2 separate regions of the Homo sapiens genome follow, and region 2 is linked to region 1. Evidence: read pairs that join two places in POLR2A ChIA-PET (ENCODE). Cell type or tissue: OCI-LY7. All regions are shown on one strand. Links, peaks and the distances in the headings refer to the core of each region. The heading gives the core; the rest is flanking DNA. Region 1 has its middle 110 kb from the start of KHDRBS2. Region 2 overlaps PHF3 (PHD finger protein 3).

What was found. ChIA-PET counts read pairs that join two places held together with the same protein. Peaks named below come from ENCODE experiments on the same cell type or tissue, not always from the same donor. Only the 100,000 strongest peaks of a DNase experiment are listed, where the experiment ranks them.
Region 2: POLR2A ChIA-PET joins it to region 1 with 6 read pairs; 1 of 35 experiments calls an interaction of 5 or more read pairs at or near these places.

Annotation. Positions count from the first base shown.
Region 1 is chr6:62,390,062-62,392,989 of GRCh38, forward strand. No RefSeq gene overlaps it. Among named protein-coding and RNA genes, the nearest start is that of KHDRBS2, 110 kb to the left of the region's middle. In OCI-LY7, for the core only: no CTCF peak of the experiment used is centred there; a DNase peak (open chromatin) is centred at 1,510; H3K4me3 peaks cover 1,174 bases; H3K27ac peaks cover 2,499 bases.
Region 2 is chr6:63,684,126-63,687,053 of GRCh38, forward strand. It overlaps PHF3 (PHD finger protein 3), which reads left to right. Exons shown (of 16, transcript NM_001370348.2): 4 at 4-1,786. Among named protein-coding and RNA genes, the nearest start is that of PHF3, 50 kb to the left of the region's middle. RefSeq lists an enhancer at 1,483-1,852. In OCI-LY7, for the core only: no CTCF peak of the experiment used is centred there; a DNase peak (open chromatin) is centred at 1,546; H3K4me3 peaks cover 1,897 bases; H3K27ac peaks cover 2,500 bases.

The DNA.
Region 1 (2,928 bases), core at 257-2,756:
AAGCATTTATTTGATAGTAGATTTGTTCTTTTGCCTACCAGTGTGTTTGGGATACTTTAATGGGACTATTTTCTCACAAATTATAACAAGAAGGACTAAACCTATAATTATCTAACTAAAACATTGCATCAGTAAAATATATCCCATTATCAGATAAATGACACTAGTCAGGCAGTCCTTCACATATCAAAAGGATTTATTCAGTGTATGCTATAATCACAGTTTATAATATGGTTCTTAATTCCATTATTAATAAGATAGGGTGTTATTGCTTATTTATGTTCACTTTGATTTAATGTTCATAAGAAGCACTTGCTTTTAAAAATGACCTGAAGTTCAAGTATGGTAATGGCTGTCCATTTGCAATTTCAAAGGTACAGAGACCATATCCAAATAGCCACTAACTTATTGAAACATGCATTTAATAATCCAAAAGCCATCACTATCATTAAGTATGTCATAAGTCTTATAGTTTTCCCTATGTTTACTCAGAGCTACACCTGCACACAGAGGTGGAGCCCAATGATGGAAATAACTGACTCATATGATTACTTACAGGTTGGACTCAGAAAGTGAGTCATAATATGCCTCATGGATGGCCAGATAATTTAGCTCAAATTGAGCTTTCTCATCTCTAGTTGCTACACATACTAGTCCTGGCTTCCTACTGTTGTTATTTCCTAGTTGTTATTTCCTCAAAACATACTTCCTTCTGGCATTTGCTCTTGTTTCCAGTGAAGCAAAGATGTGAGCATTTGTTTAGTGTCAGAATATTGACCGCCTCCCAGGACATCATTATCATAGGATTTTTTGTTTCATTTAGTACTGATTATAGTACCCAAAGCCCTTGGCAAATTATTTTCAAAAGAACCATATCATTTTATTGTGAAAGTAAGGTTTTATACCATAGTTGGAAGATACTCTTAAAAAATGCAACACTAAAAGGAAATGGCTAAGTAGCTGACAATTTCCTCTCAGACACTATTGCTTATGTTTTATTAACTTAAAAAAGACTTTCTTCTAATCTGGTTCCACATTATAAATGAGACAAAATTAAGAAGTGGTTGTGACTCTCAAGGTCACAAAGTTTGTATTTCCTCCTTGGTCACATGGCAGATAGCTAATGGCCATTCAAACACCAAAGCCACTCTCTTGTTTCTTCTGATATGAGGTTAACAGCATGCTAAAACAGAATTATCTTCCTCTGTCTCAGTTTCTTGATTCCTATTTTTGTCACCTCACTAATCAATAGAGTGGTGAGAGAGCCACTGAGATAGTAAATCAAATGCTAATGTCCCTTTTTGATTTGCCAGGTTAGATTGTTTATCACTTCTAAGTGGTTGGTTTTTGGCATTCTATATAAACTTTGAATTACTTACTGAAAAAAAAAAACTGTAAGATGCTGCAAGCAGCAGGTATTTCCTCTTACTTTTTTTCTGAGACATAACAATTGCATACTCTAGACTGTAAGTATCAATGATGGAACAGAAACAGAGTTGTCCTAAGAGAGACAACCACACACACCTGAAATCCGACTTTAGAACATGTTTCAGTCTCAGTTCCTGCTCTTTTCAATGAATAATTAAAGCGCATCAAGCATCAAATTGTATGTCTTTATTTTTGATGGTAAGTAGTTCAGATGAGTTCCTCCATAATGAAATCAACACATAATTTTCAATGTTCTCAAAAACATTTATTCACAAACCAATATATTATATGTTTTCCAAAATCCAAGTCCCATATCTGAGTTTGCTTGAAACCTTTAGAGGTAGGTCCTCCCACCATCTCACCAATTGCACTTTCACGTGGTGGACACAACCATGATATATATTAGGAAAGGCATTGATCTTGAAGTGGACTCAGCTTCAAGTTCCACTACTAAAATGTACTACCTATGTGGTTTGAAAAAAATGTGAGTATTATTTGCAAGTCTCAATTCCTTCTTTGTAGAATAGTAAAATCATTTACCTTACAAGGTTATTTGGGAGATGGAATGATGTGAGACAGTGTGCTCTGTAATTAGTTTTATATTTGAGAAAGTTAAGGTCTGTTAGAATAGAATTCAATGTACAAATAATCTCATTACCATGGAGTTTTAGCTACAAATGTAGGGATGAATTGATAATTAGCATATATTATTTGATGATTATAGTTTTCTAAGAAAAACAAACCTTCTTTAGTACTAAAATGTCTCTGTTTGCTTTTGCATTTTTTTTTGTATATAGTGATAATCAGAGCATTGTTGAAAACTAACAACTCCCAATACTGAGAAAGATCCCATGCAGTCATCATGAGAGAATTTCATCTCCAGCTTTGCCTCTCTCAGCAGTAAGCCATTAGCTCTGGGAATAGAGCCGACAGTAATTTAAGATGGTGTCATATCACTGGGGCCACTTTTTGGAAAATTATAGGATGTTGTGTTCCATTTGTGTCAAATTTGGTGTGAAGGGATGTCAGAAATGCGACTGTTGTTACCAGAAAACCGCTTTTCTGCTCTTTGACAATGAGAAAACCAGCCATGTTTCTTAGAGACATAGATATGGTGATGACAATCTGTCAGTCTGAGGAGCTCAGAAAGTACTACAAAACCAAAAATAGTATATTTTTCTTCACTTTGATTTACACTTCTGAAGACTTTTCCTTTGCTTAACCACTGGTGTGATTTATTCAAGAGTTACAATAAATGTAATACACTTTTTAATTTACTCTGCCTAAGTCTTTCTAATTAGATAGTTACAACTACTAAAATATTCACATGGAGAGTAATCATTCAAAGAGCTTTCACAGGAAGCAATTGTAAGATGCCTATATTTTGTGTAATTACATAGCTCATTCTTTGTCTTTCGCAAGAGAATTTTGTATGGGATAATAACTTCAGAATATGATATTAATATAACTGATGCCAGAGTTATTACCAATCTTAATTTG
Region 2 (2,928 bases), core at 293-2,792, 1.3 Mb after region 1:
TAGAACAAGTAAGAAGTTTGCGACAGAGCACTATTGCCAAGCGTTCAAATGCAGCACCATTAAGTAACACAAAAAAAGCATCTGGGAAGACTGTATCTACTGCTAAAGCAGGAGTGAAACAACCAGAAAGGAGTCAGGTTAAAGAAGAAGTATGTATGTCACTGAAACCTGAGTACCATAAGGAGAATAGAAGGTGCAGCCGAAATAGCGGACAAATTGAAGTGGTACCTGAAGTATCAGTGTCTTCAAGTCATTCTTCAGTGTCATCTTGTCTTGAAATGAAGGATGAAGATGGATTAGATTCTAAGCATAAGTGTAATAATCCGGGAGAAATAGATGTGCCATCTCATGAATTAAATTGTTCACTTCTTTCAGAGACTTGTGTTACTATTGGAGAAAAGAAAAATGAAGCTTTGATGGAATGTAAAGCCAAGCCTGTTGGTAGTCCATTGTTTAAGTTTTCAGATAAAGAAGAACATGAACAAAATGATTCCATTTCAGGTAAAACGGGTGAGACTGTTGTTGAAGAAATGATAGCAACAAGAAAAGTTGAACAAGATTCAAAGGAGACAGTAAAATTATCCCATGAAGATGACCATATTCTTGAGGACGCTGGATCTTCTGATATTTCTAGTGATGCTGCTTGTACAAATCCAAATAAGACAGAAAACAGCCTTGTAGGTTTGCCTAGTTGTGTAGATGAAGTGACTGAATGTAATTTGGAATTGAAGGATACCATGGGTATTGCTGATAAAACTGAGAACACCCTTGAAAGAAATAAAATTGAACCGTTGGGTTATTGTGAAGATGCGGAGTCTAATAGGCAGTTGGAGAGCACTGAGTTTAATAAATCAAACTTAGAGGTGGTTGATACTAGTACTTTTGGACCGGAAAGTAATATCTTGGAAAATGCTATTTGTGATGTGCCTGACCAAAATTCAAAACAGTTGAATGCTATAGAAAGTACTAAAATAGAGTCCCATGAAACAGCAAACCTTCAGGATGACAGAAACAGCCAGTCAAGTAGCGTTTCTTACTTAGAGTCAAAAAGTGTAAAATCCAAACATACAAAACCTGTAATTCATTCTAAGCAAAACATGACCACAGATGCTCCGAAGAAAATTGTTGCAGCAAAGTATGAAGTAATACATAGCAAAACTAAAGTTAATGTCAAAAGTGTGAAACGAAATACTGATGTACCAGAATCTCAGCAAAATTTTCATAGGCCAGTCAAAGTCAGAAAAAAACAAATTGATAAGGAGCCAAAGATTCAGAGTTGCAATTCTGGGGTTAAATCTGTGAAAAACCAAGCTCATTCTGTACTGAAAAAAACATTACAGGATCAAACTTTAGTACAAATTTTCAAGCCCTTAACTCATTCTTTGAGTGATAAGTCACACGCTCATCCTGGTTGCTTGAAAGAACCTCATCATCCTGCACAAACTGGACATGTATCACATTCTAGCCAGAAACAGTGTCATAAGCCTCAGCAACAGGCCCCAGCAATGAAAACCAATAGTCACGTGAAGGAAGAGCTTGAACACCCAGGCGTTGAGCATTTTAAGGAAGAGGATAAACTGAAACTGAAAAAACCTGAGAAGAACCTACAACCCCGCCAAAGAAGAAGCAGCAAAAGTTTTTCTTTAGATGAGCCACCATTGTTCATTCCAGATAACATAGCTACCATAAGAAGAGAAGGCTCTGATCATAGCTCCTCATTTGAAAGCAAATATATGTGGACTCCCAGCAAGCAGTGTGGGTTTTGCAAAAAACCACATGGCAACAGGTGTGTGTGTATGTGTGTATGAGTGATGTGTACATTGAAAATAAATTGCTTTTTTGGGGGTGGGATTAATGTGAGAATTGTTTTAAAGACATTATTTGATACACAGAGACCTGTGCAAAAACAAAAAGCTTCATCAGTCTTGGATAAATGATAGAAAGATGGATCTACTGAATTTACAAATATATCATCCTAGAACATTTAAAAAAGCATAGTCTGGCCAACAGCTGACATACATGGAAATATTTTGTCATTGTCACAGGTTAGACAGTGTAATTTAGCCACTGCATCTGCAAAAAAGCCAAACACTTCCTGGTAATTGGAAAATTGTTATACTGCTTTGGGTCTGTAAGTTATATATTAATTCATTTGGTGTGAGAAGAACTAGTAATAAAGTATGAAGGTCATAATGGAAATTCTATTTTTCTTTTGAAGTTTTTTTTTTTCTTAAAATGAAACATATTAAAGAACACCATTTCATAACTATCAAACTTTATCTTGCAGTGAAATTTGACAGCTAAACAATTGTTAGATTACCCAGGTCAACATGAAATAGAGTGAAAAACGTATTTCTTTTTTTGAATGTTTTAAATAATTTTTTGTGAATTCTAGTCTTTTTAAAATTTGAGATGATTTTAGCACTGACTTTCATCATTCTTTCTAGTATTCAGTGATTTGTAGTTTTATGACACTGCACCCCTCAATCCCCAATGTGTTTTTTGTTAGCTTTTTAAGAAAAGGAAAGCAAGAGATGAAGTGGAGTTTGCAGCTACCAGATTATTCTGTTCAAGTGTTCATATTGCTGTTGGAACTTCTTTCAATGCTGATATGATAAAAGAACATTATAATTTGTATATTATATTCTTCTTATCCTTATTCATGAAAGTGTGCTAGAGTGATTTTTCCCAGCACTATCTTAGTACATAAAAATGAAGCTCTTTAGGGAGGGACAATTTAGTAAAGTGTGTTGTAACATATTATTTTGGTGGTGTTAGGGTGATTGGGGAGATCGGAAAGGAGATGTTGGGGCTATTGTGTAAAATAAGTTTTATGTCAAAGTATTTCTTCATTTGTGATCCAGCCCGTGGCCTATTTTTAGCGTCAAGGGTTAGTTTATAACAATATATTCCAGTTTTTAAAAGTTG